Regions from separate parts of the Homo sapiens genome. Here region 2 is linked to region 1. Evidence: chromatin loops called from intact Hi-C (ENCODE). Cell type or tissue: ascending aorta. All regions are shown on one strand. Links, peaks and the distances in the headings refer to the core of each region. The heading gives the core; the rest is flanking DNA.

Region 1 (11,714 bases), core at 1,642-9,641:
TTGCTCTCAAGATTCTCTCTTTTTCTTTCCTTTTTAGCAGTTAAACTATATGTAAGTAAGAATAGTTCTTCTTACTTACTATGTTTGTAACAGTTTGCTGAACTTCTCTGATCTATAAATCAGGATTTTTTTAGTTCAAACTTGGGAAGTTTTCACCTTTTACTTTTTAAATCATTTTTTTCTTTTTCTGCCCCAATCAATAGTTTTCTCTGCCAGTGACTTCAATTACCTGTATGTTAGAAACTTCTGATATTGTTTCACAGATCCCTGAAGCTCCATTTTTCTTTAATATTTTCAGATTGAATAGTTTCTAGTGCTTTGAGTTTACATTTACTAATTTTTTTATTCGCAATCATCTGTTAAGCTCATTCAGTGAAAATTCCATTTCATTTTATTACTTATTTCTAAAATTTTTAATTTATTTTATAGATTCCATTTCTCTTCTGAAATTTCCTACATTAAGGAATTAATAATTAATATATTTTAATTAATAATTTGAGCACATTTTTCTTTAAATATTTCAATATATTTGTAATAGCCACTTTGAAATATTTGGGTGCTAAGTTAAACATCTGTGCCATCTTGGATTTGGTTTTAACTGATTGTTATTCAGTCCCTTTATATATTTATTGATTCTTTATTGAAAACCTTGGATATTTGGATTATACAATGTAAAAACTCTGATTCAATATTAGCAGAAATTTTACTTAAAATGGATCACCTTGTACTTGCAAAGACTTGGTTTTATGACCTTGTGAAACTGAATTTGTGAAAAGGCCAAGGTCTTTCCCAAGTCCCTCTAACTTAGTGGAACTCAGCTTTCAAATTATGTCTGTCTTGTTAATCTTATTAAGCCTTTTTAAAGGCTTCATTTTGGTGGGTCTAAAGTAGGCACAGGCCTTTGGTTCTTATGGTTTCGAAACAAACCCATTGAAACCTAATGAGTCCAATCATGAGCACAATTCTCTCACAGTGCACGTGCTATTCTTTACCTTCTTTCCTTCTCTGGTTTAGCACTTTCTTGTCATTGCTTGCTTCCCATTATATTCTTTATTTTCTTCCTGCTCACTTAATTTTTTAAAGATCCTTTTAATATTTTACCTGGCATTTATGTATGTTCTGTACCAGAAATTTATTCCAAACATCTAGTCTGTTCTATTTTCAGAGAAGAAATTCTTATAATACAGTCTTTCTGTTTCTGAAAAATGGTGTTTCTTGCAATTGGGAAGAACCTTATGCAGATACAGAGCTTTAACAGAATAGTGGATATTCAGAAGAGAGAATTGGAATACATAAGTGAAACTGGAATTCAGTATTCTTGAGCTAAGTAAATTAGCAGATGGAAATAAAACAAAACAGAATCAACTGTATGAAAGTAGAGAAGGAGCTGGAGTCAGGCTCAAGTATACTCTGATAAGAATATGTACCCAAAAGAACCAGAAATGGTACGAAAACAGATCAAAAAGAGAAGGAGCCAAGACCCTGAGAATCATTGTGACCAATTTGTCTGCTAATTATTTGTAATACATATCTTATATTAAACTACAAAGCCAATCTGAAGTTTCCTTTATTTTACTCCCTTTTTGCAGTTTCTTGAATTATCCTTTCAGCAGTTACTCTCTTTTCAGACAGCTTATGTATATTTTCTATACATACCTATGATTTAGAAATAGCTGTAACTTTTTACTGATCTGAGGAAAGTTATTTAAACTCTTTGAACTTTGTTTTCCTTACCTATAAAATAGGAATAATAACTTTCTTAAAGGACAATTTAGGAGATTAATAAGAATTATTATCAATAAGAATAAATTAATAAGAAGCATGTAAAAATTACCACAGCCAATTATTTCTTTTGCAAATATTCTGCAAAAATAATAGATACCTCTATTATTATTTCCTTAGTAAAATTAAATTTAATTACATAGTATCTTCTTCTAAATAGCATATCCTGACTTGGAGAAAAACAGTAGACAAAATGGAACATTTAAAACAATTGTAACTCCTTAGCATTCCTTCCCGTTGCCTCTAGATTTGTGTTTAAAATTCTCTTTAATTTACAGTTTTAAGCTTAGATTATTTTTAGGTAACTGATTACCTACCATGGTTGAATCAAATGATTCTAGACCCAGGGAGATAGAAATCATGTAGTCCTGCACGTCTATTTTATAATGAAACTGATACAGAGAAAGAGGTTATGACTTGCTGAGTGGTTCCTACTTAAGGTGAAATACGCAAAACTAGGACCATTTCTCCTGACTCCTTTTTCAATGCGTTTTCCACTCCATAGGGCAGTTTCTACTTACTGAATCCTAGCATTCGTCCCGTGCAATGTGTTTCAATGTTAGAAGGTTCTATCTGTGATGGTAAGAGGTCCTAAAAATTACTGAGGGTTTTGAAGATTTTGGTGTAAATTGCTACCACTTCTATAAATATTCTCAGTGGGGTTTTTTTTGAGTGGTGAAAGAACAGCCAGCAAACTATCTTTGAGACCTGTTTAAATACTAAGAGGTGACAAGACAACAACAATGGCTTGTACACAAACTTTACCATTGTATTCTTTAACAGTAATAGCTTACGTTCTTAGACTATGAGGGGGAGTTAAACAGGGTTTGATCATTAAAGAAAACTCATAGGACCCAAAATGAAGTGCTTACAAATCTACAGTTTGCTGCATTATTGTTGAAGTAAGGATATGCGTGAAGTAAGAATATGCCTCTCAACAAGGGCACGGGTGCAAGCTTCAATTATTTCCCTTCTATAATGGTGTGCTGGATATATTCCTGGATCAGAAACCACTGGTGTGTGTACAGAGCATCTCAGAAACAGGGAGCCCATATGGAGTCTCACTTGGGATATCTGAAAAACTGGGATGTTTTTACTGATTATATAAAAACATTCCTGCTACATAACCCACCCCAAAACACAACCTCGCTATATAACCAACCCCCAAAAGACAACCTTGCTACAAAACCAATCCCAAAAGCACAACCTCAAAAGCACTTCACTGAGACTAGGTATAATTCACCAATCTCTCTGTTATCAATAAACAGTGCTAAGAAGCAGTATAAACCTCCCTGAAACTCTTTGGATCATGGTTGCTATCAATACTATTAATCGTATTTTCATATTTCTCATTTTAATTAAACAGATCAGGCTCATTCCTGACTTGTTGGAATTAACCTTCACAGCAACACCATCCACGTCTCTTATCTGTGCTCAAGGACTTGATATGACAAAACAATCACTCTAGTTTGACAGCAATTACTTGCCATATTGTGTAACTAGAATCCGTAAACAAAATCACATACCTATTCCAAACATTTGTAATAACCATCGAGGAGTTACATGGATTTAAACAGCAAATAGAATCAGAATCATATGATAATACCAGCACAAACTTTCTCACAGTTTTCTATTAACCTAAGTTTCTTGTTTCATCCTTGATCTATATATACCTGCACTTTAGGGTTTGCATCTGCTGAATGACTAATAATTATAATATATTTATCATTGATAAGGTTTAAATTTTTTTCAGACCACTTCCCTTTCGATGACATCCTGAAAGAGTTTTAATTCAATTTCTCAATACACTTGATCTTCAGTGTTAGTGTTCAAAGTATTACTAGGTTCCATAATATTAAATTTACATGGGATCTCTATTATTCTGTATAAGAGCATCATGGCATACTCTGAATATACGGTTGTAATGTAAACAAAATATTATTGCAATATAATTATTTTGTTTCTTCCATAAAATTTACCCCTTCCCATATATCATATATTATTTCTGATAGTAGGTTAAAGACCATGTGTTATGGGCTAAATTTTGTCCCCCCCAAATTAATATGTTGAAGCCCCAGTACCAAGAATGTGACTGTGTTTGGGGATAGGGCCTTCAAAGAGGTGATTAAGCTAAAATGAGGCTGTAGAGTGAGCAGTAATCCAATCTGACTGGCGTCCTCATAAGAAGAGGAAATGTGGATACACAAAGAGATACCAGGGATGCCTATGCACCAAGGAAAGACCATGTAAGGGACACAGGAAGAAGGCAGCCATGCTAACTAACATGCAAGCTCATTTCACTTGCTGGTTTGGGACATGTCATCTTAATGTTTGCTTTAATTGCAAGGTCCATTTTTGTCAGTGTTATATCATTCTAGTTGGTTTCCCATCTTCTGGAAGAAGATCATGAGCTATTTGACCCTCACAGATCTTCCCTAATTAAAAGCAAACTTCACCAGACAATTATTCCTATCCTTATTTCTAATTATTTAAAGCTCTTTTTTTTTCCACTGGCCAGTGCCATTTGATCCATTAAAACTGATGTTGCCATTAGGTACTAAACACTTCAGAATGTATAGGAAATAAATCTGGGAACAAAATTGTTGAATCTGCCAAGATAAGGTCACATTAGTAGTAGCCATGATTAACCACATTTTACGTTGTTGTCCACATCAAATCTCTGACATCTCATTTCCAGTTATTCAGGCTTACCAAGGTATACCTGGTTATTTTCCTTTGTCAGTGCTTCACAACTCATTGTTTCCTCCAGCTACTTTAGAGTTTCCACATACAATAAGGCAAATTGCTAGTTTCTCACATAATATTATGACAGATGGGACTTGCTACTGTCATTAAACCATAATCACAATTAATGGCCACATCATGTTCTTTTAGATTGTGAATTAACACACAGTGTTCTCCAGATTCAACTGGGAACACACATTTCCACACTTGCTTCAAAACACAGGTCCTTGATAATAGTTGTACTTTGGAAATGAGAGCTGAAAGAAATAACCACATTTGTATTGCTCCACATAGCCATAGACAGAGTAAGGGTATGGATCATTTCCAAAAACATGTTCATTAGGTTGACCATTGCTTAGCTAATTTCTTGGTTCTTTAAAAGAAGAAGAGGTTTTGACAAGGTACTTTACCCTAAGGCACTTTTCAACCTAAGTTGAGAAAGCTTATTATTCTCTTGCTCTAAGCCTTTATCTGGCTTATATGTTAGAATCCCTTGTATAAAACCCACTCATTGGCTCTCTTTCTTTCAGAAACAGTCACAACTTTCTTCTTTTGATAATTAATTTTAATCCAGCTTTCACTTCTGAAGTAGGTCCTTCTGGTTTGCCCTCTGGTGTATTTCATATTACTCGCATCAAGATGTACTGTGCCAGGGCTTTCACTTTATTCTCAATAGCAGGAAGTAAGAATAGATGAGTACAAAGAAATGGAACAGTCACTTCCAACTTGATGATATGTAGGTAAGAGATAAAACATTTCATAAATCTTTTTTGAATTCTTGCAGTTGTGTTCAACTTAATAGACATGAATTTTGTTTTGCAGTATTACCAGCTATTCGGATCTTTAGTGATAGTGTCAGCGCAAGGACTATTGGGCCTTTTTCATTGAAAAAGAAAACTAAGTTGAAGTACAAAGTATTTTTATGTCAGTTGCTGTGTCATTGTCCAGCCCTTCTTTCCTATTTCTACCACAAATATGTAATAATTTACCTAATGGAAACTCATGTTTAGTTTCATCAATTTATAATAAGTGGTAAACAGAATTCTGTTTGGAGACTAGCTCTTCAATTGTTTGGCAACCCCCATATTTTTAAGAAGGGGTTATATTTGTCCATTCCAATTTTCTATTAACCCATTACTTTGAGTGGCACCAAAAATATAAGTTTATTGAACATGATACTTCTTCATGCATAAGTGCTTCATGTGGGCAATGAAATTAACATATTGATCTGATGAAATCTAAGTAGAATGGCCAGACTATTTACAATATTCTTGTTCAACTTATTGGATAGTATTATCAACATTGATCTCAGTCACTGCTCATGCCAAACCAAATTCAGAGTATATTATTAAGAAACCTTGCCAATATTCATTTACATCCTTCAAAGAAGTAGAGAAAAAGCCAATGCAATCTACTTGACACCTGTTGCTAGACTTTTCTTGGAATTACTTCCTAGGGCGAGCTGCAAATTCTGTCTTTCTGATTAGCATACAGGGAAATTTTTATTAACAGTTTGTGCATTTTCAGGGGTTAGTGATATACATTGTCTGGCTCATCTCTTCATGGCCTGATTTCCCTCATGTGTACTCATTTCATGGAACTGGGTTGCCATTTTAAGACACAGATCTAGGACATGAACATTTTGATTCAATCACCATCAGATTTTGGTATAGGATTTCTTTGGTGAACAGTAACATATCCTTTTCAATTTGACCTCAAATTTTCCATAGGGATTTACATATAACAGTGTCCTACATGAGAGTCTCTTTTATCATGCAGGTAGCTATGGACCATTTTCCAGACTAAGTTGCAATTCTTTTTTTTTTTTTTTTTTGAGATGGAGTCTCGCTCTGTCGCCCAGCTGGAGGGCAGTGGCGCGATCTCGGCTCACTGCAAGCTCCGCCCACCTCCCGGGTTCATGCCATTCTCCTGCCTCAGCCTCCCGAGTAGCTGGGACTACAGGCGCCCGTCACCACGCCTGGCTAATTTTTTGTATTTTTAGTAGAGACAGGTTTCACCGTGTTAGCAGGGATGGTCTTGATCTCCTGACCTCGTGATCCACCCGCCTCAGCCTTCCAAAGTCCTGGTATTACAGGCGTGAGCCACTGCGCCCAGCCAGTTGCAATTCTTTTGACAACATGCCATAACTTAGCACTATACATAATTAAATAGTGTGTGTGTCTGTTTGTGGTGGTGGGGGGTGTGTATGCAGATTTTTATCATTGCTGGAAACAGAAATTGTAATTCAGGCCACTAGGCTAACCAACTATGAACTTTCTCGATAAGGAGTTTATTGTTTGCTAAAAAGAGAGCAGTGGTAGCTTTCCGTAATGAGCTTTGTCCCCTGATTCTGGAACTGCTATCTGAACTAAGCCAACTGCCTGGCAACCTTGGCCGATTGGTCTAAAGGAAGGGCCCATTTACCAGCAGCAGTAGGTAACTCCTTAGGAAAAATCTAAATTAGGTACTGTCATTAGAGCTAAATTGGCTACTTGTTCGTAAATATAATGATATCTGTTATGGATTGAACGTTTGTGTCCCTTCCAAATATGTATGTTGAATCCCTAATCCCCAATGTCTTAGTTTGTGCCACTCTAAAAACACCTGAGATTGAGTGATTTATAAATAACATAAATTCATTTTCTCATCGTTCTGTAGGCTGAGAAGTTCAACATTAAAGCACAGGCAGATTCAGTGTCTGCTGAAGGCTTCTCTCTACTTCCAAGACGGTACCTTCTTGATATTCCCTAACATGGTAGAAAGGAGCAAAAAGGGATGAACACTGTGCTCTCATATGGCAGAAGAGATAGGCTACTTTCTGAAGCCCATAATTTATAATTTTATAAGGGCATTAATCTTACCCATGAGGGCAGAGCTCTCATTGTCTAATCACCTCCGAAAGTCCCCATCTCTTAATGCCATCAGCTTGGTGTTTAAGTTCCAACATATGAATTTTGGAGGGACACATACATTCAAACCATACAACCCAATGCCATGGTATTTAAAGATGGCGCCTTGGGAGGTAATTGGGATTAAGTTAGGTCATAACAGTAGGGCCCTCGTGATGGGATTAGTGGCTAAGAAAAGGAAGAGATAGAGAATGCTCTCTCTCTCTCTCTCTGCATTATGTCAGGACACAGTGAGAAAGCAATTGTCTACAAGACAAGAAAAGGGTTCTCACCAGAACTTGACCATGCTGACACCATGATCTTGGCCTTTCAGAGTCCTTGAGTGTACAAAAATAAATTTTAGTTGTTTATGGAACTCTATAATATTTTGTTATGGCAGCCTGAGGTAGCCGGTGCAACTTTCTATGATGCATCCCAACCATTGTTTCCTGCTCCTGTGTATATCTTCATATTATGATAAAACTTCTTTGATTGCCTTGTTGGAGTGCTTTTCTGGCATCATTCATGATATGGTGGGTATTTCAGGTCTTAATGTAATATCACATACTTCAGTTACTGGGGCTGTCTCAGTGCACAATAACTACTTCTAGAATGTTCTGTTACTTCAGCCTCAACATGCCCAGTTTGAACTCTTGTTCTTTTTCTTTCCTTCTTTCAAATGGGATGTATTTGAATGCTGTATACAATAATTTTCCAGTCCAGAAGCCCAGAGATTGCTGTTGAGCAGTGATTATTAGCTTTTGCCAGATATTCTAAATAGCATGAATCTGTGGCTGACACTTTAAATATAATTCTAGCATTATGATCATATAGCCTTAATAGAATGGCTTGAACTGCAGCTTCTTGTGGTTTAAGAAAGGTCTGGCTGTTGGGTGCCCAATCAAATTATACATACATGTGTTTTTCTTTTGAGGAAACTTTCTAGATGGGGGCTAGCAGAATGCTTAATAAGATACATGATTTCACCAAAAGCCAAATAGATTAACTAAGCATTGAGCCTTCCTTTTAGTCTGAGGGGTGAGGAGCAATAACAATTTAGGCCAAGGCTATATGGTATGTCATATATTGCTCCAGCCTATGTAATTACGCAAAACTCCATAGGCTGTGCAGTGTCTTGAGTTTTAGTAGGATTAAAGAATGATCCCCAGTCAGCCACATGATTTATGACTTTAGTATGGTCGTTGTTAGTTTGATCCTCAGTTTCAGAAATAATTATATTATCATCAACATATTATAGTAGAACAAAGTCAATTTGCATTGCATCTAAGCCCTGCCTTACCAGATTGTCATACTTTATAGGAAAGTTCAAATGCTCTTGAGGTTGTTAGTACAATAAATGCATATTGATAACTGTTTAACATGATTGAAAATGTTGTTGGCTCTCTTTGCTGACATATTAAGAATAACCCATCTGCCAAATTCAACTACAGAATACTAGTTACCTTTACCTTGTGTTAGTGAAATAGCACCATATCAAGGACTACTAAAGCTACTGAGAACACTGTTCTTTTAATCTTCCATAGTCAAGTGTCATTCTCCATCATACACCAACCTGCTTCACTGGCTGTGCTGGTCTATTGTATAGCAAGTTTGTAGGCATTGACACACTTGAATTCCACACTGCCTTAATTATTCTGGCAATTTATTGTTGCCTTCCACATATTCTGAGTTGCTTCAAATATATCACTCATATTGCTTAGGAACTGTAAAGGCACTCATGTTGCATTTCCAACTAATGCTGGATAGAGGGAAAATCTACAAGTTATTTTTTTATTCTCACACTATATCTATACCTTTTCATTATTATATCCAATTATTTATTGACATAAAAGAGATGCTACCACAGTATACTTTTTAAATCATAATTTCAACCTTTATTCAGATTTTCTTTTTTTTTGCTCTTTACAGAGTAGTAGACCAAAAAGAATTTCTTCTCTATCCACAGGCATTTCACCCAAGCTTTGTAAAAGGCCTCAAGTGTCCCAACAGGGACTGAGTCAAGAGACTGACTTTCATGTCAATCATGTCAATCTTCTTCCTATATCACCACATTAATATTTAAACATAGTATTTTCACATCTAATGCTAGAGGTTCAGCTGAACCTTTCCTTTGAACTTCTTCTGAGCTCAAATAAATCAATCATCTAGGTACCCTGGAATCTTCACATCCTGGAAAGTTTATAGAGAGGCAGTTGGGGGCACCTTCAGCTTCTATAAAATTCTATCAAGGCTTTGCTGGGTACTCCATCAATTTCTTTTTTTTTCATGCCATTTGAATGAGCCATTTCCAAACTTCTACACTTATTGCCTGAATTGTTGTCCCCATTCTTATTTTTTTTTCTGTTTATAAAGCCCTAACATTCAGGTATGTATTGGTGCATTTTCACACTACTGATAAAGACATACCCGAGATTGGGCAATTTACAAAACAAAGAGGTTTATTGGACTTACAATTCCATGTGGCTAGGGAGGGCTCACAATCATGCAGAAGGTGAAAGGCATGTCTCACATGGCAGCAGAAAAGAGTAGAGAACTTGTGCAGGGAAACTCCTTCTTAAAACCATCAGATCTCATGAGGCTTATGGTCCTACCATAAAGACCTGCCCCATGATTCAGTTACTTCCCACCGGACCCCTCACACAACAGGTGGAAATTCAAGATGAGATTTGGGTGGGGACATAGCCAAACCATATCGAGGTTTTATGTGAGATAGCTGGGATAAAAGTTCTGAAACTACCTCTTTATATACTCCTGAGGATCCAACAACAAAGTCATACAGACTGCCCATGCTGGCAGGTTTTCTTTTAATACAGTAGCAGTTACTACATAGGTAAGTGGAATATCATCAGTGAGGTTGCTTTTGTTGTCATACAGACACTCCAATATTGCTTGTATCCAAATCATCACCATAAAGAGAGCAGCCACTTGAGTATGCATGTGAGCTCAAACATTCTTCTCTAATCTGAGTTGTTCAATGCCATAGACAAAGCTCTTTGATCTAAAGTTTTCAAGAGTCATTTTAACAAGGGCTCATCAGAGAATTTCTTCTAATGATCTGCAGTTACTTGATTTCTTCAGTATACTACTTTTTACTTTCATGACTTTTTTCCTTTTATTATCAACTTGCCCAATTTTAACTACTATTTTAATTGTAACTGGTCTCATAGGTGTAGCCAATTTATCAAATGTTGTAGTTGCCCAAGTTTCTATGGTTGGAGCTCCTCTTGCCTGAGGTCAAAGCTCAACTGAAAGATTTTCTTTGGCTAGTCCTGAAAGCAGTACCTAATGAACTAAATTTTTAGCTAATCTGCTATCAGCTTGAAGTTCCTCTTAATCCATTTTCATAGCTCCTGATGTTCAGATTCTACCATTTTTACATTCCATGGAAAGTATTATTATCAATACTGATTCCAAACTTGTATTAGGCAACTACGCAACATCAATGGTTCATTTTAACACATTTAAAGAATCATTTTTTATTTCTGAATAATAGTTTAATCATATTATTGGTTAACAGTGAGTAAATGATCTTTTAATAAATCCCACTTTGACACCATCTTTACTAACTGGACAGTATTCAATTGCTAAATAAGACTCACAATACTCAACATGCAATACTTACAAAATTATAATTTACTACTGGAAATGTATATCATTCAGCAGCAGCATTAAAGCAAGGATATGATTGATAACCAATGGCTGCCTCACAGCAATTAATCTAGAAAGGCCAAGTTCCAATCCACAGGTGCAAGTTCCACCTGACTTCCATTTGTAAAGGTCATGCTAGATGAACTTTCTCTCTGAAGTCAGGAACCACTGGCAAATATACGGAAACCTCAGAAATCAGGGAGTGTAAATGGAGCTTCAACCAGGGTTACACATTCCCTGCTAATCCTACTGGCATATTCTTGCTATGTGATCAGCTCCAATCACAGAGCCCTTAAAAGATCTCACTGAGACAAGTTGCAAGTCTTTAATCCTGACAAGCTGATATGGACTGTCCCCAAACTTCTCAGACGCATGATTACAAAGCAACACTCATAATCAGTATGATTTATGCTTTGACCATAGTTCAGTGCTCAGTACATTCTTATTTCAGTAAAACATATCAGGCTAATTTCAATCCTACTAAAATTAACCCTCACAGTCCAACTCATGTTAATATCTTCTTCCAATATCTTAATCTAATAATCATAAATTATAATATATTACATTGCCCTGAAAACTTTCTTGGCATAATATAGAGATAAGCTCAATTAATAAAAATCTGTATTTAAT
Region 2 (11,714 bases), core at 1,436-9,435, 59 kb before region 1:
GCTTACCAGTTGGCTTTAGGTGGCCAAGAAGCAGACATCCTGAGGAAAGATGGGCCATCTACTGCCAGAAACATGGCAGTACCTTACAGCTCACCAGCTGGCTTTAGGTGGCCAAGTAGCAAGACTTGGAACTCTGTCTCTTGCCTGCTTGCCCGTCTCCCTTGCCAGTTAGTGATGATCTCCTAGTTTTGTTCAGCAGGGCAGAATTCCTTCATGCAGCAACTATTTAAACCACCTACTATGTGCTGATGCTAGAGGTATAGTGGGATGCAAGAGAGACCTGGTTTCTGTGCTTAGAATTTATATTCTAGTTGGGGAGACAGACTTTTAAAAAAAACTATTCCATCTTTCTGGGGAGAGTAGGGTTCTTAGACCTTCCACATAAGCATCTAAGAGTTTGTAGGAAAACAGACTGTCAAACCTGACCCCAGACCTACTGCTTCAGAATCTGCATTTTAACAATATCCCCTGGTGATTCATGTGCACCTTACAGTTTGAAATAAATAATAAGAATGAACTCTAAACTAGATCAGTGAGGATGGGTAAGGAGACGTATTGATGGAAGAGCAGATGTTATATATTCTGATTTTAGAGGCCTTAGACTGGATAAACAGACTGCAGTTTGTAACTTAAGCACCCGGAAAGTGCTGCTTCAACATGCTTTTTCAATCCCATGGCATACACAAAGCTGATTAGGAAACAGAAACAATATTATGTAACTCTTTTTTCCCCTGTATGCTATTGGCTTAGTGAATGTGGGCATTTAGACTGGGCATATATTTGGTTATACTGGAGTTGTAACTGGAATTCCGTATTTGAGCCTGGAACTGGTCCTTATTCTGCTGAGCATATTATAAGATAGAGTCTTTTTGAGGTGTGATGAGCAAGGCTAAATATAGAAGAGAATTTAACAATGTTTTAAAAACTAGAAATTTTTATGCTACTCTGATAAATGTCAATGTCACCTTAAGCATGAAGATAGGCTATTAAAACATTTCACAACTTCTTTTTATCATCTATTATTTTTCTGAAAATACTGTACTGTAATTTGTTCCCAAAACATTGATTATCACATGCAGAGCCAATATTAAAACACAATTAAATTTAAATTTAAAACAAATGAAAACAGGAAGGGAACAAAACTTTGAGTTTAATAAAGGGAGAAAAATTCATCTTGAGAATTGGGTTTAGGCAAAAATGTTTGGGAAGTTTTAGAAATCCTTATTAAGGTATAGGTCAGGATAATATGGTGATCACATGTCCATTTCCCCTTCAGAAGTGACTAGAGATGAGAAGCCAAGTGCCAGGGGACTTAATGTGTTCCATGGATATGTTTTGTCCTCCCCACACAGTAATTTTTTATGTGCTATATTTTTAAATTGGCAGATTGCCCATTACAAATTATAGATTTCTTATTTCTTTGGAAAAATGAAGTCTGAAGCACCAAGTACATTATTACTTGGCAACAACCAACTGCAGTTGGGTAGCAGCCTTCTCCTTTAAACCCGCACCCACCTGGCTTCTTAATTTATGTTCATAGCCTGTCTTCTGCAGTCATTATGTATTTGACTGTTCTACAATCTCCGCTTCTCGCTAAGGGAGGACACAATCTTTCTACCAATTAGAAATATCTAGCTAGGGCTTACAAATTTCATAATTGATTTTAGTCCTGTCTGCTGAACTACATTTTTAAAAGATAGAGGACAAGATACACAATATATTATAGACTTCAGCCACATTTTCTTCTTTGCATCTCCACTAATTCCTATTATTGATTTTCCTTTGAGCACATTGGTTTGTGCGCCTGAATTATAAGTAGTGACAGGTTGAACTTCCTCCACTCCTGTATGTGTCAGAGTTGCAATTAACAATCATGTAGGTCAGATAATAGTGATGACAATATAAAGGAAAAAATACTTCCTCCTAACTTAGTCTCGGAGGTTTTCTGTAGTGAATATGTTCCTTTACCTACAAAGAATATTTGCTTTCAAAATAATTTCTAATAAATGTCATATGTCAACTCACTTTCCATGTAACTATTTCTATTTCTAGAAATCTGTTTAAGGTCAAGAACTAACATTAGTTACTCTTCTTTTATAAGCCTCTGTCGATGGCGTTCATAAATTCTACAGGTCTTACTAACTTTCAGAATAAGTTAGCAATATTTTGAAATCCATTATAGATAATCTGAAAGATTAACATGCCTTACATCTGACCATAAATTTGATACTAATATAAAATTCTATTCAATCTTTCAGGCCCACAGTACATTTTTAACTTGTTTCAGAAAAAAATCTGGCCCAGGCCAGAGTATGTGAGTCACTTGAGATACCTTCCTTTACTGACAGCTTTTAAGTTATATACCCTACAATCTCTAGTACAAACATGCCCTTCCTAATTATTTTCCCCTTGCCCCTCACATGAACCTCCTTTTCCCTTCCAAGATATATCTCATATTACCTCTTTGTGATGTTCAGACATTCCCTAGCATTTGTATTCTCACCCCTTTCCAGTCTATTCAAATCCTACCCAAGTTTCATGGACCTTCTGAAATGCACGTCCTCCATAAAATTATTCCTGCTCACTCTACCTCTCTGATTCAATCATCTGGCAAATATCATGTGCTAGATTGAAATATTATTTATCTTATCAAGTCAATATGTTTTAATACCTTTAGCAATATGCTTACAAAAATGTCCTATATTCCATGTGTTTTTTAATCCAATAAATTACTTTTCATAAGAAAAACTCATAAATATTCATCAGTGGCTAACCTAGTTCTGAGATCTAATAGCTTAAATCAAAGATCCAGTATCATCAAATTTTCTCTCTCTCGAGTATCTTTCCCATCAACAGACAAGCATGTTTCTAGTCCCAGTATGTTTTTTAAAATTTTCTCTTGACCTTATTTCTCCCTCCAGCTATAGCCCATCTCTCTGTTCCTCTTTGTAGCTGAACTGATGCTCTTATTCAGATTTAAGTGTCCAGCCCATATGATATTTAATACTCATATAAAAATTAACATGTCCAAAATCAATACTGATTTCCACTCCTGACCCCAAACTTGCTATTCCATTTCCACATATCATTTAATAGTAATTTCACCTCTCTCATTGTTAAAGCTAGATATTAATATATTGGGATATTGGGATCATTTTAACTTGTCTTTCTCTTACGCAAAATAGCTAATCCAGTGGGAAATCCTATTGTCTCCAACTTCAGAATTTATCTGGAATCCAAATATGTCTCATCTCTGACACTGCTATTTGACTATTTAATTCCACTTGAATAATTTCAATAGCTTCTGTCTGGTCTGCCAGCTTCCACTCTTGCTCAACTTTTGTGTATCTACTCTCTACACAGTAAGTAACCAGTGTGATGCTATCAGATCATGTCAGTTCCTCTGCCTCAAACTCATCCAATGGCTTCCCATGTCAATAAAAGGAAAAACCAAAGATTTTGCAAATCCTACAAAGTTCCATGTGATCTTAAACCCACCCACTTTTACTTCTAGTGCTCTCTTCTTTGCTCACATCCTTCCAGCCACATTGACCAATGTATTCTTCTTCAAACATACCATCTATGCTTATGCCTCAGGGCCTTTGCACATGCCATTCCCTCTGCCTGGAATACTTTTCCTTCCTATAAGCATATAACCCCCTTTAGGCCTTTGCTCATCAGTAGTTAGCATCAGCATCACCTTTTCAGTGAGAATTTATGTGAACAGTCTCTTTAAAATGTTAACCCCTACCCACCTTAGCATTCCCTATTATCCTCATTGCTTTATTTGTCTTCAAGTCCACTTATCTACATCTGATATAGTATTTGTTTTACTTATTTTGTCTTCCCAACTGGAATGTAAATTAGGGATTTATCTCTAATCCTCAGAATAGTGGCTCACATGTAATAGGTATTCAGTAAATATTTTCTGAATGTAAGAATAGTTAAATGAATGAATGAATAACAACAGATTACCTATAACAAAACTAGATTCTAGGTGAAATTGAATTATAATGCATTTCCCCTGATAAATTCTGGGGGTAACTCCCATGCTATCTTTGTGTGATACAAATCATGCTTCTTTTTTTTTTTTTGGACTTAAATACCACTTACGCACTGTTCAGTTACTATAATTTTGTCTTCATTCTTCACTGTTTCTGTGAACTTTATACTCACCTCTCTGTTGGACAAGGCACAATAATGTTGCTCCAGCACTGTAAGTTCAAAATGCCCAAATCTTACTATACCTCCTCAAACCCTCTCACTCTGCTTTGCTAAGCATGTCAATAAATGGCTACACTTCTCACCCAAGCCAGATATGTGGCAATTGTCTTAGAGTTTTCATCATCTGGTCTAAGTGCATCTAAGCACTCCAAACATAAAAATTGAAGGCATATCCACTCTTTTCCTTATCTTTACAAGCAAAGGTGGAAAGATAATTTTTGTGAGAAGTATTTGTGTGGGTTTTTTTTTCCGTTTTTCTCTTTTACATTAAATAGGAGAATAAACATGTAAGTATTTTCTTGCCACAGGAACTTTTTCAGGGTAGAAAGAAGAAGCTATGTAGAAACCCAGGGACAGAAGGCAAAAAGAAGCAAAAAAGAGAGAGATGAACAACTAAGACATGAGAACAGATAGTTGTATAAAGTACATGGTGTTTCCAGAGGCGCTATCCTATGTATAGTGGTGGTCAGACTCTCCAAAGAGCCACGCACTTCATATAAGACCTGAGAGCTGGAAAGTCTCCAGACTTCAGGCTATTTGCAGACTAGAACAAAGACACATATTGAAGCCAGAAAGACCAATGACCAGTGGCCTCCCTTATTGCTGCACAAGACATTGAATGGTTGCAAACACAAGGAGCACTGAACCCCAATAATGACTAAAACTGACTGTTTCACCAGCCCAGAAGAATGGGAGCTCTGTCAGCTTTAAGTTTATTTAAATAAAATAAATATCCATGGAATTTCAGCATTTGTAGGCTAAAATTTATATATTTTGCTCAATAAGCAGTCTCTCTCTCACTCATTTTTGAAAAACAAAGCCACTAGAGTGACTAGAATTTCAGAAAAAAACATTATTTCAGAACAAATATAGAATTATTTTTTAAAAAGCCTTGAAGTTCCAAGGACTGCAATTTTTCATCATACCTTTTAAACTTGGGAAAGTATGGTCTTTCCTTTCGTCTCTCATTTCTCCTCTTTCAAATAACATTTGATAAATAGAACTGTCCACTAACAAAACAGAATTCTGCACACAATAGCATCAACTCATTTAAGGTCACAGTCTCTCCAATAACTTAAAATCTTAGATAAGCAATGAAGTAGACAGAATAGGAGCTGGCAGTAGTTGCAGAGATGAGGACAAGGGGAGAAAATTATAAGCCTGAGCACATGAGTCATTTTAATGCATCCATTTTGACAAAGGAGCATTTTTGATGTAGCCTAAATCAGAAAATTATAATTGCTTTTATGACCCAGAATTGTGACAAGCATATCTTCCCCACCCTTCTCAGAGCCATATCCTTTGCTGCCTCTTACTTTCATAGATAAAGTGAAATGTAGGGATTGACTATGGAGAACATACAAGGTAGGGGTTAGGTTCTAACAGCTACATAAACTATATCTCACTAAGATTTCTGTGGTTATCGGACTTATCTCTAAGGGACCATTGGTCATTCTGAGAAAAGTATGTATTGCCCAAGAAGTCTTTTTTAAATTGAATATTTACCTTTCAAATTATCTAATTTCTCTCTCAAAATTGAACTGTTTTATTTACTCCAATGAATAAATAAAATTGCATGCTTATTAATGGTATTTGGATTTTTTTAACTGTGAAATTCTGAAGGACAGAAACATCTCCCTTTTGTAGGCTTTGTAGGCTTCCTGATTATGCACCATTAGAAACAAATATAGGACATTGGATGTGAAAGGGTTGTATAAAAGCTATTTGTGTCTTTTGAAGTGGGCTGGTCAGTTATTTTTCAGATTATTGCTTAATTTGTGTTAGTCTGGTGTCTTCCTATGTTTAGATTTACATTATGCATTTTTGGCAAGAACACTACGGAAATAATGTGCCTTTCTTAATGCTCTTTTGTTTTGAGATCCAGACTGCATAGAAGATTTCCCAAAAATATCCTTTCATTTCAGTGACTAAAAGACTTTCCTTGGTTTTATTGCTTAACTAGTCTATGCTTCATTTTCTTCCTCTATACAGTTTGGATACCAATGGTACCTTCATCACAAAGTTGTTGTGATGATTAAACAAAGTCATACTAATAAAATATGTAGTACAGCACTTGGCACTTAGTAAACTCTAAATAAATAGTAGCCATTATGAATATTCATTAATTAAAAACAAATATTTAACATGAAATAAGAACTTTCTGTGTTTACATTATTTTGCTTATTTAAGCTAGTGAACAACCCCATCAAATAGAAAAGTCATCATTAGAGTACTATCATAGTAATGCAGGCCAGATTACCAATAAATAGTAAAATTAGTGGGTGAAAGATTAAGAAGAAGTAGGATATTTGCATAGTCTCAATGTGTCTCCCTCGAAATATTTATTATAAATGGGAAAATAGTTCCATGAATGTGAGTTCCATGAAGGCAACTTTAAAGTAGGGCACCTCAATAGACATGACTTTAAAAAGCAAATTCAAAAGGCCTGAGTCAGCAGGCTGCCTTCTTGATACAGAGGAATATGGAGGCCATTGTGGCTAAGGGCAGACAAAGCAAGTGGTTAACTAAATGTTCAAGGCTAACATCACATGACATATTAACATCATGTACTACTGCCTTATTTGCTGCCTAATATAATACAATGAGAAGGGTACATTATTTTTGCACTCTATCCATAAGGAGTATCCTCACTCTAACCATGGGAAATCATCATATATACCCAAATTGACAGACATTCTGCAAAATATCTGACCAATGCTTTTCCAAAGTGGCATGATCAGAAAAGACAATGAAATACTGAAGAATATTGCAGATTGAAATAGACTAAGGAAACATGGAAACTATATCCAATGTGGGATCCTGGGTGGATGTTGGACCAGTAAATGGATATTAGTGGAAAAAATCGTGAAATTTGAATAAGATCTGTAGTTTAGTAAATAGTAATATACCAATGTTCACTTCTTAATTTCAATAAACACAATGGTTATGTAATATTTTAACAATAGAGGATGCTCAGTAAAGAGTATACAAGGTCTTTCTCTACTACTACTGCAATTTTATCTGTAGGTCTAAAATTATTTCAAAATTTGAGAAGTTTAAAAAAAATCCAGTAGATACCACTATTTTCAGATGAGGAAATGAAGTAGAATGTGTTAAGGTCACAGCTAGTAAGAGTAGGAGATGAAATTCTAAACCAGTCAGTTGGGATACAGAGCCTGCACGTTTAAAACTTCATAGAACTTCTCATTAAAATAAGTATACATTATTACACAATGATAATTTAGGAGGTGGTAAAACCCACCTAGGTGTTAACTCAATTGTAAAAAAATGTTTATTTTTATAATTCATTTTTTTCTCATTATATTGGTAATGAATACTAATATAAGAAGTCTTGGCTAAAAGACTCCTTCCTGTATCAAATTACAACCTCCACATTCACTTTTAGCACCTCCACTCTTTTTCCCTCCTTTTTTTCCTCTCCCCAATTTTCTCTCTCTCTCCCCACAACCGCCTCCTCACACACACACTTAAAAAAAAAATCTCTTCATCTCTATGCCTTAGAATGTGAGTTCCATGAAGGCAGGTATTTTTATCTGTTTTATCCCAAGTTCCTAGAGATAGTAAGTGATCAATTTCCTGAATTAATAAATGAATTAATGAAGAGTCTCTACCCTCATGGAAATGCAAGTGTTCCAATTTTAAATGGAAGGGAAGGCTGCACTAAGAGGGCATTTAGGCAAAGATTTGAAGGACGTGTGTGGGCAAGCCATGCATATAATTGGAGACAGATAATTCAGGCCAAAGAAAGCAAACTCGAAAGGCCTGAGTTGGCAGGCTGCCTTATTGATACAGAGGAACATGGAGGCCAGTGTGGTTAGGAGAGACAAAGCAAGTGGTGGAAGCCATGAGAGATGACGTGAGAAAGACAACGAGGAGCTGCAGACACACAGAAGCTAGTAAATTGTAAAGACTTTCCCCTAGGTGAGATGGAAATCTACTGGAGAGTTTTAAGCAAGTAAGTGTTATGGTTTGACTTAAATGTGTACAAGATCACTCTGGCTATTGTGCATAGATTCTAGTGAGCAAAAAGGGAGGTAGGAAGACCAGTTAGAATCTACTCCAGAAACTTAGGCGAAATACTGTACTGGCATGGACAAGTCTGGTAGTGGCTGAATTCTAACCGTGCTATTCACAGGATAACATTACTTTCCCTATCTTCAAAGCAGTTATAGTCTCATCTCCAGAAACTTTTCCCAAAGAAACATCTTATGTTATCCTGTTCAGCAATTACAACTCTCTAATAGGCCTTGTGTGTCTACCATTGTGGTAGCTGCACTGTGAACAGTATAAAATGATTACAATTGAAGGGGTTAATATTTTTTTTTAGTATGAAATAACTTTTTCAACAAAATCCTCTATCCACTCCCCCTCCCTATACCCATAAGAGTGTTCTACTTTTATTATCCTTGGATGTGGCCCTATTATGATAACCCATATCCCACAAACAATGACATTTGGATTCACACATTCTTTACAGATGTGTAAACAGGAGTATGCAGTCCCATTGAGGATAAGGGGTTCGGACACAGAGCCAGAATTTATAAAAGAATGTTCAACAGTTTCTTCCAAGTTTTTCATAGAAATGGGCCTCTCAGGGGTGGAAGTAGCATAAAGTATTTGGTGAAAGTTCTTCCCTAGTGGAGCTTACATTGTTTAGAATAAGAATTGTTAACCACATGTAAATACACAACTAACAGGAAACTTATAGACCTTGTCAAATGCCAGGAAGTAAACAAATGGGAAAATGAGATGGAGTGACAAGAGGAAACAACATCTGATGGAATAGCATGGCAAGGTGTCTTCAAAGAGGTGACATTTAAGCTGAGACCCAAAAGTTGAATATGTGAAGACCTGGGGAAAAAGTATTCAATGGAAAAAAAGTATCTAAGTCTAAAAATCATTAAATAGCAAAGAACTTAGTTAGTTTAAGGAATAGAAAAAAAAGGCAAATTTCTATAGTTGGAAAGGAAGCCATGAGGGAAAGTATCTGAGATGAAGTAGAGAGAAGTAGGTGGAAACCAGATCATGTCAGGCATTTAGGCCAGGACAAAGGATTTGGATTTTATTCCAAGAGCAATGGGAAGCCATTGGAAGCTAATGATGACAAGAGTAACATAGTCTGACTCACAATTTTTAAGTTAAGGATTTTTTTAATTGACACATTGTAATTATACATTTAGATATACATTTATATGGGGTACATGCTGATGTTCCAATACATATGTATGTTGTATAATAATCAAGTCAGGGTATTTAGCACATCCATCACATCATGCATTTATCATTTCTTTCTGTGGTGAGAACATTGAAAAGCCTCTTTTCTAGCTATTTTGTAATATACAGTACCTTACCATGAACCATCATCGCCCTATTTTGCAACAACACCAGAATTATTCCTTCTATCTAATTGTAACCTTGTACCCTTTGACCAATCTCTCTCTATCCTCCCCTTCCTTCTCTTTCCCAATCTCTAGTAATCATTGTTCTACTGTCTACTTTGATGATATCAACTCTCTTTATGATTATTATTATTTAGTTTTTATATATGAGTGAGATTATGTCATATTTGTCTTTTTGTGTCTGGCTTATTTCATTTAAGATGATGTCCTCTAGGTCCATCCATTTTGTTGCAAATGAGAGGATTTCATTCTTTCATAGGGATGAATAGTGTTCCATTGTGTATAATTAGCACATTTTCTTTATCCATTTATCCACTGTTGGATGCTTGAGTTGATTCCACATTTGCTTATTGTAAATAGTGCTGTAATAGACATCAGAGTGCAGATAGCTCTTTGATATACTGATTTTATTTCCTTTGGGTATATACCCAGTATTCCTGGATCATATGTTAGTTCTGTTTTTAGTTTTTTTTGAAAGACCTTCATACTGTTTTTATAGTGATCTTACTAATTTATAATCTAACCAACAGTATGTTAGTGTCCCTTTTTCTCCACATCATTTCCCATGCTAGTTTTCTTTTGTTTTTTTGAAAATAGCCATTCTAGCTAAAATAAGGTGGTATCCCATAAATTCGATTTGCATTTCCCTAATAAATAGTGATGTTGAGAACTTTATAATGTACCTATTGGTCATTTGTATGTCTCCTTTTGAGAAATATGTATGAAGGTCTTTTGTCTATTTTAAAAATTGGGTTATTTGGTTTTTTGGCTGTTGAATTAAGTTCCTCATATATTCAAAATATTAACCCATTCTTAGATGGATCATTTGCAAATATTGGTTTGCATCCTGTAGGTTGTCATGTAAACATTTTTAGTTGTTTCCTTTGTTGCGAAGAAGCTTTTTAGTTTGGTGTAATCCCATTTGTCTGTCTTTTGCTTGTATTGTTTTTGCTTTTGAGGTCTTATTTTTAAAATTCTTGCCCACCCCAGTGTGGTAAACCATTTATCTTGTTTTTCTTTTTCTAGTAGTTTTATATTTTCAGATTTTAAATTTAAGTCTCTAATATATTTTGAGTTTATCTATCTATATAGTAAGAGGTAGAAATCCAGTCTCATTCTTCTGCATGGGGATATTCAATTTTCCCAGCACCATTTATTGATGAGACTGTCTTTCCTTAATTGTGTGTTCTTGACACCTTTTTTTTTGAAATTTAGTATGCTGTAGTTGTGTTAATTTATTTCTGAGCTCTGTATTCTGTTCCACTGGTCTATTTTTTTATGGCAGTACCATGCTGCTTTGGTTAGTATAACTTTGTAGTATATTTTGAAGGCAGGTATTGTGAGGCCTCTAGCTTTGTTCTTTTTGATCAGGAGTACTTTGGCTATTTGGGATCTTTTGTAGTTCCATATGAATTTTATAATTGTTTTTCCTATTTCTGTGAAGAATGTCATTGGTATTTTGACAGAGAGTACATTATTAATTTTTACAGTCCATGAACACAGGATATCTTTCCATTTATGTTTATCTTCTTCAATTTCCTTTATCAATGTTTTATAGTTTTCAGTGTAGAGATATTTCACCTCCTTCAGTAAGTTTATTCCTGTCTTATATTTTTGGTAGCTATTAAAAACAGAATTGCTTTCTAGATTTCTTTTCAAATAATGTTATCTGCAAACAGGGACAATTTGACTTCCTCCTTTTAAATTTGGATGTAATTTATATTTCCTCTTGCCTATTTGCTCTGACCAGGGCTTTACAATACTATTTGGAATAGGAGTGGTGAAAGTGAACATACTTGTTTTGTTCCAGATCATAGTGGAAAAACTTTCAGCTTTTCCCTGTTCGGTATGATGTTAGCTGTGGGTTGTCATATATGGCCTTTACTGTGATGAGATACATAAACTTCCATACTAATCCATTGTCACATTGCTATAAGGAAATACCTGAGACTGAATAAGAAAAGAGGTTTAACTGATGCACAGTTCTTCAGGATGTACAGAAAGAATGACTGGGTAGGCCTCTGGAAACTTACAATCATGGCAGAAGGCAAAGTGGAAGTAGGCACATCC

What was found. A loop is a pair of places that touch in the nucleus more often than their neighbours do. Peaks named below come from ENCODE experiments on the same cell type or tissue, not always from the same donor. Only the 100,000 strongest peaks of a DNase experiment are listed, where the experiment ranks them.
Region 2: a loop joins it to region 1, with 4 times the contacts of the local background. A loop is called at or near these places in 2 of 110 quality-filtered maps.

Annotation. Positions count from the first base shown.
Region 1 is chr7:83,228,918-83,240,631 of GRCh38, forward strand. No RefSeq gene overlaps it. Among named protein-coding and RNA genes, the nearest start is that of PCLO, 72 kb to the left of the region's middle. In ascending aorta, for the core only: no CTCF peak of the experiment used is centred there; no DNase peak of the experiment used is centred there.
Region 2 is chr7:83,170,258-83,181,971 of GRCh38, forward strand. It overlaps LOC105375377 (a long non-coding RNA gene), which reads right to left and starts at 5,203. Exons shown (of 3, transcript XR_927715.2): 1 at 5,151-5,203. In ascending aorta, for the core only: no CTCF peak of the experiment used is centred there; no DNase peak of the experiment used is centred there.